Regions from separate parts of the Homo sapiens genome. Here region 1 is linked to region 2. Evidence: chromatin contacts called from ENCODE Hi-C or POLR2A ChIA-PET data. All regions are on one chromosome and are shown on one strand. Each heading gives the region's core, a stretch centred on a gene start or an enhancer-like site at or near the end of the contact. The rest is flanking DNA. Distances are from core to core; before and after follow the strand shown. Region 1 overlaps GCLC-AS1 (GCLC antisense RNA 1). Region 2 has its middle 25 kb from the start of GCM1.

The links. A loop is a pair of places that touch in the nucleus more often than their neighbours do. ChIA-PET counts read pairs that join two places held with the same protein, here RNA polymerase II (POLR2A). Pooled maps may share reads with other maps.
Region 1: a loop to region 2 is called in a pooled map, with 2.7 times the contacts of the local background. The contact joins two enhancer-like sites. A Hi-C loop is called at or near these places in 8 of 168 maps with a recorded cell type or tissue (GM13977, GM18951, GM23248 and 5 more) and 5 of 50 pooled maps. POLR2A ChIA-PET finds 5 or more read pairs at or near these places in 4 of 52 experiments (A673, GM12878, MCF 10A and 1 more).

The regions. Positions count from the first base shown.
Region 1 is chr6:53,458,826-53,463,878 of GRCh38, reverse strand. The region is part of intron 2 of GCLC-AS1 (GCLC antisense RNA 1); the gene reads right to left. Among named protein-coding and RNA genes, the nearest start is that of GCLC-AS1, 30 kb to the right of the region's middle. Within about 2 kb of position 2,043, at least 3 of the 41 ENCODE cell types and tissues checked have a DNase peak (open chromatin) inside an H3K27ac peak, as active enhancers do.
Region 2 is chr6:53,171,233-53,176,649 of GRCh38, reverse strand. No RefSeq gene overlaps it. Among named protein-coding and RNA genes, the nearest start is that of GCM1, 25 kb to the right of the region's middle. Within about 2 kb of position 3,834, at least 2 of the 41 ENCODE cell types and tissues checked have a DNase peak (open chromatin) inside an H3K27ac peak, as active enhancers do.

The DNA.
Region 1 (5,053 bases), core at 794-3,293, 290 kb before region 2:
CCTATCTCTACTAAAAATACAAAAATTAGCCGGGCGTGGTGGTGCGTGCCTATAGTTCCAGCTACTCAGGAGGCTGAGGCAGGAGAATCGCTTGAACCCAGGAGGCAGAGGATGCAGTGAGCTGAGATCACACCACTGCACTCCAGCCTGGGCAACAGAGTGAGAGTTGGTCTCAAAAAACGAAAACAAAAACAAAAAAAAACAAAAAACAACAAATGCTTCTGCTGATATCCCTCTGCTATCCATGATGAAGTCTCGTAGCTCTCACCATGCTGCTTCTATGCTCATTGTCTCCATTCTCTAGCCTTCGTGAAGAAGTGTGGCTCTTCTCTGAGATTAGACCCTTTACCTGAGCGCCTGCCTTAGGCCTTTTCCCACCAACCAGTCTTTTCAAGGACTCTTCCTTTCAAGACCCCTCCCCTCTGTAATCCCAGACCCTGAAACCCCTTTGCTTCACCCTACTCCTTTCTCTTTCTCCCTTTTTATTTTTTTATTTTTATTTTTATTGTTTTTGAGACAGAGTCTCACTCTGTCACCCAGGCTGGAGTGCAATGGCGCGATCTCGGCTCACTGCAACCTTTGCCTCCTGGGTTCAAGCGATCCTCCCACCTCAGCCTCCAGAATAGCTGGGACTATAGGCATGTGCCACCACACTTGGCTAATTTTTTTGTGTGTGTTTTTAGTAGAGATGGGGTTTCACTATGTTGGCCAGGCTGGTCTCGAACTCCTGACCTCGTGATCTGCCTGCCTTGGCCTCCCAAAGTGCTGGGATTACAGGTGTGAGCCACTATGTCTGGCCTACTTTCTCTCTCTTTTATGCCATTTTCTTATTTCCTTTTACTGCTTTTTGAAAGAATGTACTATATACTTATTTAGTCATTTAACTAATGGCAGAGTCGGTTACATGGGCATGTGGCCAGGTGCAGGGCTCTGTGATCAGAAGGAGGCCCAGGTTTGGGATTTAATAATCTGCTGTTGCTGTCTTAGAGTTCCTAATAATTTCGTTTTTGTTTATTTCTTTGTTTGTTTGTTTTACCAGAGACAAGTTCTGGCTATGCTGCCCAGGCTGGTCTCAAACTCCTGAGCTCAAGTGATCTGCTGGCCTCAGCCTCCCAAAGTTCTGGGATTACAGGCATAAGCCACCGACCTGGACAATAATTTCACTTTGAAATGACTTGGGAGTCATGATGCAGGGAGAGCTGAAGTCATGAGAATGCAGGTCTGTGAGGAGAAATCTAGAGACAAACAGGAGAACCAAGCAATCAATCTGGGAACTTTTTCAATCAATGGAGGAGATAGGAACCAGCAAAGAAGCTCTGAGCTGGCCTTCGAGTAAAGAAGGACAGTTGAAGTGTTAAAGATTAGTGGAAACAAAGATTCCAAAAAGCAGGGATGGGGACCGTGTTAAATGCTGTGGAAGCTCCAGAAAGATGCTGGGAAGAGAGGTTTGGATACAGATGGGAGGTTCTTGATGAGACTGTTTGCATTTACGCCTGTTGTCCCAGGATAATTATTAGTAGCATCTTTTTTTCACCCTCAGAAGCATCCCCATTTGGCCACCCTAGATATTGGTAAACTTTGAAAGACAGTGTCAGTTGAGCGGTTGGAAGTAAAAGCCAGACTTCCCCGAGTTAAGGAGAAAGATGAAAAAGTGGAGGCAGGGCCCTGTCCTTCTTCACAGCTCAGGGGTCCCCAATGGAATCGTTTGAGAGTGAATAGAACAGAGGAATAGGACAATGACTAGCTTTATGAAGAGGCGTCTGCTCTTCCATTTACTTGTTTTTGTTTCAATGAAGGTAAAGATAAAAATAGAGAGGTTATCTGCCCTTATACTAAGAAGAATAAGCGCAGTATGTTCTCCTGCTACGTGCTGTGTTCTTTGTTGGAATGAATGTGTGAAGTTCCAACATGAAGTCTGCAGGAGCTTTGGCTGCTCTTCTCCAGCTGCAAGACAGTTCGGAGAGCAGGCGGCAGGCAGCAGCCCCACCCTAGTGAGAGTTTAAAGCACTTTCCCCTTTCTATTGTTTGACAGGGAGGGGTGGAGTTCAGAGCAATCAAAAGGACGCTGCAATGGTTTTGCATTGTAATTTTATTACTTAATATATTATAAAATTTAGTTAATTCTAATTAGTTTGTGTGTGTGTGTGTGTGTGTGTTCATCTCCTTATTTTCTGGAGTGTGAAATGGTAAGAGCATTTTTAAAGCCAGGGCTTATTTACTAAAATGAACCCTTTTTTCCTTTCTCTGAGATGCATGAAACCAACAGAGAAAATGTATTTGAAGAGGGGGTTTTTAGGGTTGAGTAAATTAGAAGAGGATGTCATTTTAAGGAAGAGAAAACATGTTAGTGAGAGGAAGCTGCTTCATTTGTTTAAAATGTACACACAGATGGGAAAGTTATACAAATGATTATTCAAATAAAAGATAAAAAGGACATTAGAAGCTTGATATATCACTTATGCGAATCCAGTGCTTTTCTGTAGAAAAATTACCTCCCTGATCCTTTTCTTCTGTGGGATCTAGTGGTCTGGCTCATAAGATGTGAGGGAGAAGCAAGTGTAGGACAGGCTTTGGAACCACCTGCTTTCAGCCATAAGGGGCTTCCTTAAGGGGCACAGCAACTACATGTCTCTAATGAGTGACAATCCCATGGTGGAAGAAGTGAATACTAGTAATGAAAGTTGTGGCAGTTCTCTCAGGAGAGTGTCAAAAAATTGCATTCACTTTCATAGTCTACCCCCCCAGCATACTTCAAATGAATATAGTGTATTTCCCCATCTTTGCCTTTTGCAACATATTTCCCAATTAGGGTTACCAAATTTAGCAAAGAAAAATGCAGGGTATCCAGTTAGAGTTTTAGAAAAACAAGAGAAAGGTTTTTTTTTTCATTTTTCAACTTTTAATTTTTGTGGGTTCATAGTAGGTGTATATATTTATGGAATGTATAAGATATTTTGATATAGGCATACAATGCATAATAATCATATCAGGGCAAGTAGAGTATCCATCACCCTATGCATTTATCCTTTCTTTGTGTTACAAACAATCTAATAATATTCTTCTAGTGATTTTTAAATGTGCAATAAATTATTGTTGACTGTAGTCATCCTATATGTCTGTTTATATGCCTGTACCATGCTGCTTTGGTTACTATATCTCTGTAGTGTAATTTGAAGTCAGGTAATGTGATTCCTCCAGTTTCATTCTTTTTGCTCAGGATAGCTTTGGCTATTTGGGGTCTTTTGTGGTTCTATATCAATTTTAGGATTTTTTTTTCTATTCCTGTGAAGAATGTCATTAGTATTTTGATAGAGGTTATACTGAATGTGTAGGTTGCTTTGGGTAGTATGGACATTTTATTTTTATTTTTATTTTATTTAAACAGAGTCTTGCTCTGTCACCCAGGCTGGAGTGCAGTGGAGCAGCAATCTCAGCTCACTGCAACCCCCGCCTTCGGGATTCAAGAAATTCTCATGGCTTAGTCTCCTGAGTAGCTGGAGACTATAGGCATGTGCCACCATGCCTGGCTAATTTTGTACTTTTTTATAGTAGAGACAGAGTTTTCGCATGTTGGCCAGGCTGGCCTCAAACTCTTGGCCTCAAGCGATCCTCCTACCTAGGCCTCCCAAAATGCTGGTATTACAGGCATGAGCCACCATGCCCAGCCCTTGCATGGACATTTTAACAATACTGATTCTTCCAAGCCATGAACACCAAATATCTTTTCATTTTTTGTGTCTTCTTCAGTTTCTTGCATCAGTGTTTTATAGTTTTCATTGCAGAGATCTTTGACTTCTTTTGTTAAGTTTATCCCTAGGTATTTTATATTATTTGTAGCTACTATAAATAAGATTACTTTCTTGATTTCTTTTTCAGATTGTTTACTGTTGGCATATAGACATGCTACTGATTTATGTATGTTGATTTTGTATCCTCCAACCTTACTGAATTTGTTTATCAGTTCTAACAGTTTTTGCGTGGAGTTTTTAGGTTTTCCCAAATATGAGATCCTATCACCTGCAAAGAAGGATAATTTGCCTTTTTCCTTTCCAATTTGGATACCTTTATTTCTTTCTCTAGTCTGATTACTCCAGCTAGGACTTCCAGTACTATGTTGAATAACGGTGGTGAAAATGAGCATCCTTGTCATATTTCAGGTCTTAAAGGAAAGGCTGTAAGTTTTTCCCCGTTCAGCATGATATTAGCTGTGGGTCTGTCATATATGGCTCTTACTGTGTTGTAGTATGTTCCTTGAATACCTAGTTTTCTGAGGGTTTTTATTATGAAAGGATGTTGAATTTTATCAAATGTTTTTTCAGCATCAATTGAAATGATCATTTTTGTCCTTCATTCTAATGATAGGATATATATCACATTGATTAATTTGCATATGTTGAAACATCCTTGTATTTCTGGAATAAATCCCACTTGGTCATGATGAATTATCTTTTTAATGTATATTTGAATTTGGTTTGCTAGTATTTGGTTGAGGGTTTTTGCATTAATGTTCATTAGGGATATTGACCTATAGGTTGCTTTTTTTTTTCAGTGTGTTTGTCTGGTTTTGGTATCAGGGAAATATTAACATTGTAAAATGAATTTGAAAGTACTGCAATCTCTCATCTGAATTTTGGTTCTTATGAAGGTGCTTTTTATGTGGATATGTGTTCAATTTGGTATTCCTGTGGGGAGGACAATTGGTGGCAGCTCCTATCCAACCATCTTGCTCTACCTTCCTTCAATAACTTCTGACTTGCCAATCCACTGGGGGCTCAGAGTAAGAGAAATAGGTAAGTTTGTAACTGGTATCCCAAAAGGTGAATAGACTTTGAAATAGGAAGAGGACTGTTTAAGCCAGTAATCAATAAGTTTCAGCTTTTCCTGGTTGTGTTAGTTTCCTGGATCTGCTGTAATGAAATATAATATAATAAGCTGGGTAGCCTAAAGCAACAGAAATTTATTCTCTCACAGTTCCAGCAGTTAGAAGTCCAAAATCAAGGTGTTAGCAGGGCCATGCTCCTGCTGAATGCTCTATGGAAAAATTCTTCCTTGC
Region 2 (5,417 bases), core at 2,585-5,084:
GCCAACATCTCTTGGCCTTTTGCAAAGATTAAATGACACAGCACCTAACACTTATGAGTAGTGATTGTTCTTGTTACTGATAGGAAAAGAGATGGAGATTGCCAGATTTCACCCATGTTCAGGGAGAGGGCCCTTCCCTACAGCCTTGGCCTTCACTTTTAGCTCCTGGGTTTCTTCTGCTTCTCCTTTTTTTTCCCGTTTGGAGGCCTCTTGTTCCTCGTCCATCTCCTTGGCTTGCTTCTTTGGTTGTTTCAGGGGCTTCTTCTTCCCGCCTTCGAGGCCGGACATGGCACCTATCACCCATTCCCCAGGCCCTGCCATTGGAAATCAGAATTTTATTTTTTTAAAGGAAAACCTTGAAAAATTTTGGAAATCTTGGAACCTAGGAGAAAATTTTCCAAGTAAAGTTTATTATTTATTTTCTATTATATGTCAACTCATATGGAAGCCAGTTTTATATACATTATCTCATCTGATATTAGAAAAAAATCCTTGGGGATAGGCACCATTCTAAAAAAATGTAACATATGCAAAAGGCTAACCAGGGCCGGGCGCGGTGGCTCATGCCTGTAATCCCAGCACTTTGTGAGGCCAAGGCGGGAGGATGATGAGGTCAGGAGATCGAGACCATCCTGGCCAACATGGTGAAACCCTGTCTCTACTAAAAATACTAAAATTAGCCGAGCGTGGTGGCATGTGCCTGTAGTCCCAGCTTCTCGGGAGGCTGAGGCACAAGAATCGCTTGAACCCGGGAGGTGGAAGTTGCAGTGAGCCGAGATCATGCCACTGCACTCCAGCCTGGTGACAGAGCAAGACTGTCTAAAAAAAGAAAAAAAGAAAAAGAAAAGGCTAACCAGAAGCAGGCTAAGTGATGGATGGAAGAGGATTTCAAACCCAGACTGCCTGATACTAAAACCCATACTATTTCTACTATATCAAAATGTAGGCTAATATCTTAGAATATTAAAGTTAGAGTTGGCTTATGAGGTTTAATTTAACCTCCCTCTCAGTGCCCATATCTTCTAAGTAATATTTATTTCTAGATTTGGGACAATAGTTGCACCTCTTAAGACAGTCCAATTCATTTTGAATGGAGCTGGTTACTCAAAAGTTCTTCTTTCCAAAAAAATTGAAATCAATTTCTATCAATTTCATGCTTTTGACACTGGGGCTGCTCTCCGGAGCTGCACAGAGGAAACCTAGTACCAGCCCGAAGGTGAGGCTATGTCCTAGTGATGGCTCCTGCAGACATGTACGAAAGTTACAGCCTTGCACACAGTGGACACTCAGAAAATGCTTGCTGCATTGAATCTAGCTTTGCCCTTTCTTGCAGTGATTACTAACAAACAAAATAGCTCCCATTTCAATCACACCAAGGTCACTGCTGCTATTGTGCTATGTGAGACACTGGCTCTGAGCCCTGACCTGAAAACCCTCTGGGAAGATTGATTTAGTCTCTCATTACTTTGTTCAGTCAAGAAGTGTTTATTGAGTGCCCAACTATGTACCAGGCACTGTTGTAAGTGTCGGGCCCATACTGCCAAACAAAATAGACACCTTCCCTTGCAGAGCTTATCTTCTAGTGTGAGAAAACAGAGATCACATCATGAATATACAGTCTTTTAGAAGGTACTAAATGCTAGAGGGAGAAATAGGGTGTGTAAGAGGAATTAGGAGTGTCAGAAGGGGACGTGTGGTGGCTATCCTTTAAACAGGTTGACCATGTGAGCAAAGATGACAAGATGTGAAGAAGGCAGCTCTATGGATATTGGGGGAAAGAGCAGTGGAGACAGAGGGAACAGGCAGTGCAGAGTGTCAGGCATGCCCCCTGGCTGGAGCAGAGTGAGCCAGGCAGAGGGTAGCTGAAGGCATGATCAGACAGATGATCTGAGAAATGTGGTCTCTGGCTGTATAGCCCGATATGGTCATCTCTGGCCACAGATGGCTCTCAGCACTTGAAATGTGGCTAGTCCAAATTGACATGGGCTGCATGGCTTTTTGTTTTTTTTTTTTTTGAGATGGAGTCTCTCTCTGTCACCCAGGCTGGAGTGCAGTAGTGGCATGATCTCGGCTCATTGCAACCTCCACCTCCCAGGTTGAAGCAGTTCTCCTGCCTTGGCCTCCCAAGTAGCTGGGACTACAGGCACATGTCACCACACCCAGCTAATTTTTGTATTTTTAATAGAGATGGGGTTTCACCATGTTGGCCAGGCTGGTATCGAACTCCTGACCTCAGGTGATCCACCCGCCTCCGCCTCCCAAAGTGCTAAGATTACAGGTGTGAGCCACTGCGCCTAGCCTGGCTGCATGATTAAATAATACATCATGTTTCAAAGACTTTGAATGAGAATTAGTTGTAATTTTTCTCAATTTTAATTTTGATTCCATGTCAAAATAATGTTTTAGTGATATTGGGTTAAATGAATATATTATTACAATTCATTTCATCTGTTTATTTTTACTTTTCCATGGTGACTCCTGGGAAATGTAAAATGCCCTGTTTTGATTGGACTTTGTTGGTCTAGAATCTTGCATGTCTTTCAAGGATTTTGGCTTTTATTCTGACTAATGTGGGGAGCCCATAGATAGTTTTGAGCAAAGGAGTGACATGGTCTGGCCTTTTTAAAAGAGGTCACTCTGGGTGCTCAATTGACAACAAATTGGAGGAGATGTAGGAAGACCACCTAGGAGGCTATTGAGTAATCCAGGGGAGACATATTGATGGCTTACCTCAGAGTGGTAGTGGGTGGAGGTGGTGAGACATGGTAAGAATCCATATATATGTATTTTTTTTCTTTTCTTTTCTTTTTTTTTTTTTTTTTTTTTGAGATGGAATCTCGCTCTGTCACCCAGGCTGGAGTGCAGAAGCGTGATCTCAGCTCACTGCAACCTCTGCATCCTGGGTTCAAGCAATTCTCCTGTCTCGGCCTCCTGAGTAGCTGAGACTACAAGTGCATGCCACCACACCTGGCTAATTTTTATAGTTTTAGTAGAGACGGGGTTTCATCATATTGGTCGAGCTGGTCTCAAACTCCTGACCTCAGGTGATCCACCCACCTCACACTCCCCAAATGCTGGGATTACAGGCATGAGCCACCATGCCCAGCCTAATTTTTGTATTTTTAGCAGAGACGGGGATTCACCATATTGGTCAGGCAGGTCTCAAACTCCTGACCTCAAGTGATCCACCTGTTTCAGCCTCCCAAAGTGCTGGGATTACAGGCATGAGCCACCACACCCGGCTTGAATCCCAATATATTTTAAAGGTACAGCCAGCAGGATTTCCTGAGGGAGCTGATATGGAGTGTGAGAGAAATAAAGTGGTCACTGATGCCTGCAGTGATTTTGGCCTGAGAGCCTGGAAGGATGGGTAGCCATTAACTGAGACAGGAAGACTGTGGGCAGAGCAGGGGAATATGAGGATAACAGTATGGGGGCCGATTAAATGGTCATGCAGAGAAGTTGAACAGTTAGGTATCAGAGTATGGAGCTCAGGGGCTCAGACTTCTGTCTGAGCTGAGTATGGGGCTCAGACTTCTGTCTGAGCTGAGTATGGAGCTCAGACTTCTGTCTGAGCCAGAGGTATAAATAAGTGCAAGGACCATGCCTTAGACAACTTGGTAAGGATAGATTGGGGAGAAAAGGCAGACTCCACAAAGAACTAAGAGGGGAGGAGAAGCCAGTTGATGGTGCCCTGAGGATCGGTGAAGTGAGGAGCTAGCAATCAAGTGCTGTTTATAGATAAAGTGAAGATGAGGACAGGGTTGACTAATGGATGTAAGTGATGCAGAGGTCAAGAGAAGTTCCTTTGGAACGGTCTGAGCAAAAGCTGATTACAGTGGGTGTAGCCGAGAATAGCAGGGAAGGCTTTGGAGTTGGTGAATATCAGTAAGTATGGAAAACCCCAGGAATTACTGGAAAAAAGAACAGAAATAGGGTCATAGCTGATAGAAAATTGGGGCCCAAGAGGAATGATAAATAATGATGGGATAGATAACAGCAGGTTTCTGTGCTAATAGGAATAAGCTAGTAGAGAAAGGAAAATTGATGACGTGGGGGAAAAGGTCGTGAAAATTTTCTGGAGTCATGTTTCCGTGGAAGTGAGAAGGGATTTTACCTAGGGCACGGGAAGGGTTGCCCTTAGGAGCCAGGACAGTTCACCTACCTTCGCTGGCAGGAAGGCCGACCTGTGGTCGTGGTAGGGCGCTGTGAAGTTCCGTCTATCTGCTTCGTTTTCTCAGTGAACTGGAAAGCAAGGCCATGAGCAGAGTGAGGTGTCGGAGCTTAGCTGAGTGAGTTGCAAGTGTGAAACAGTGTGAGAATGAACGGACGGCGGGGATACAGGGTAACATTCACGGACATGGGTTTAAAGTGATGACCCAGGATTGTGGTACCTGCAAAGGTGTTGAGGGTGCATTCAAGAGAGTGATCTTAATGACTGACATAGAGTCAACTCACTCAAACAAATATTTGCTGAGTGCTTATCACAGCAGCAATGTATTATAATAAAAACTGCTTTTTAGGCTGAGTTGCTACACATCAGTGAGTGTTCCTGCACTGCCTCCCGATGGCCGTGACAGGAACTGCGGCTGAGGCACCACCCGACCTGGGACAGGGCTGCCATCTCCCGGCCAGTCCCTGCTACTGCAAGTGCAGCAGGCTCAGGCGCTGCTGGACTTTCTCGGTGCCCTGGATTGGTGACTGGTAGAAAAGATGACCAAGCCGAAGGCTAGTCCTGTGTGGCCATTACCTCTGCCCTTGCCTACCCTTCACTTTTCCATTCTTATTCTATTTTACTTATTTTTAAAATAAGTTTTTAATAGAAATTTCTTTTCTCTTATTTTATTTTATTTTTTTAGAGACGGGGGCCTTGCCATGTTGCCTAGGCTGGACTTAAACTCTTGAGCTCAAGCTATCCTCCCGCTTCAGTTTCCCAAGTGACTTGGATTATGGGCACAGCTGCCATACCTGGTTCACTTCTTATTCTCAGTAACAAGCAAATTACCCCCTTCTAAGGGGTGTTCCTTTCCTGAGAAATTTCCCATCTTAGCAGACAACTCTAAATATCAAAAAACCCTTGAGGACCAATGAAATGAAATTATCATTGAATTTCAAGCATCTGTGGAATACAAATGCAGGAAATATTTTAGATGCAAGGGTCCACACTGCCCCCAATATCCTATCCCGTAGATAGGGTACCACACTCAGGGTAATGAGTTTTGTGCTCTTCTGTCACACATCCCATTAGATGTTAATTGAGAATCCATGATGCTCTAGGCTCTGGATAATGTATGCATTGCCCAGTGATTTGGTTTCGGAAACCTCAAATATTCCCCACTCTTCACACTAATTTCCTGTGTTGATTAAAATTTTTACTATTAGTCGTTTTAGCATAGAAGTATTGGAGCCCTTGAAAA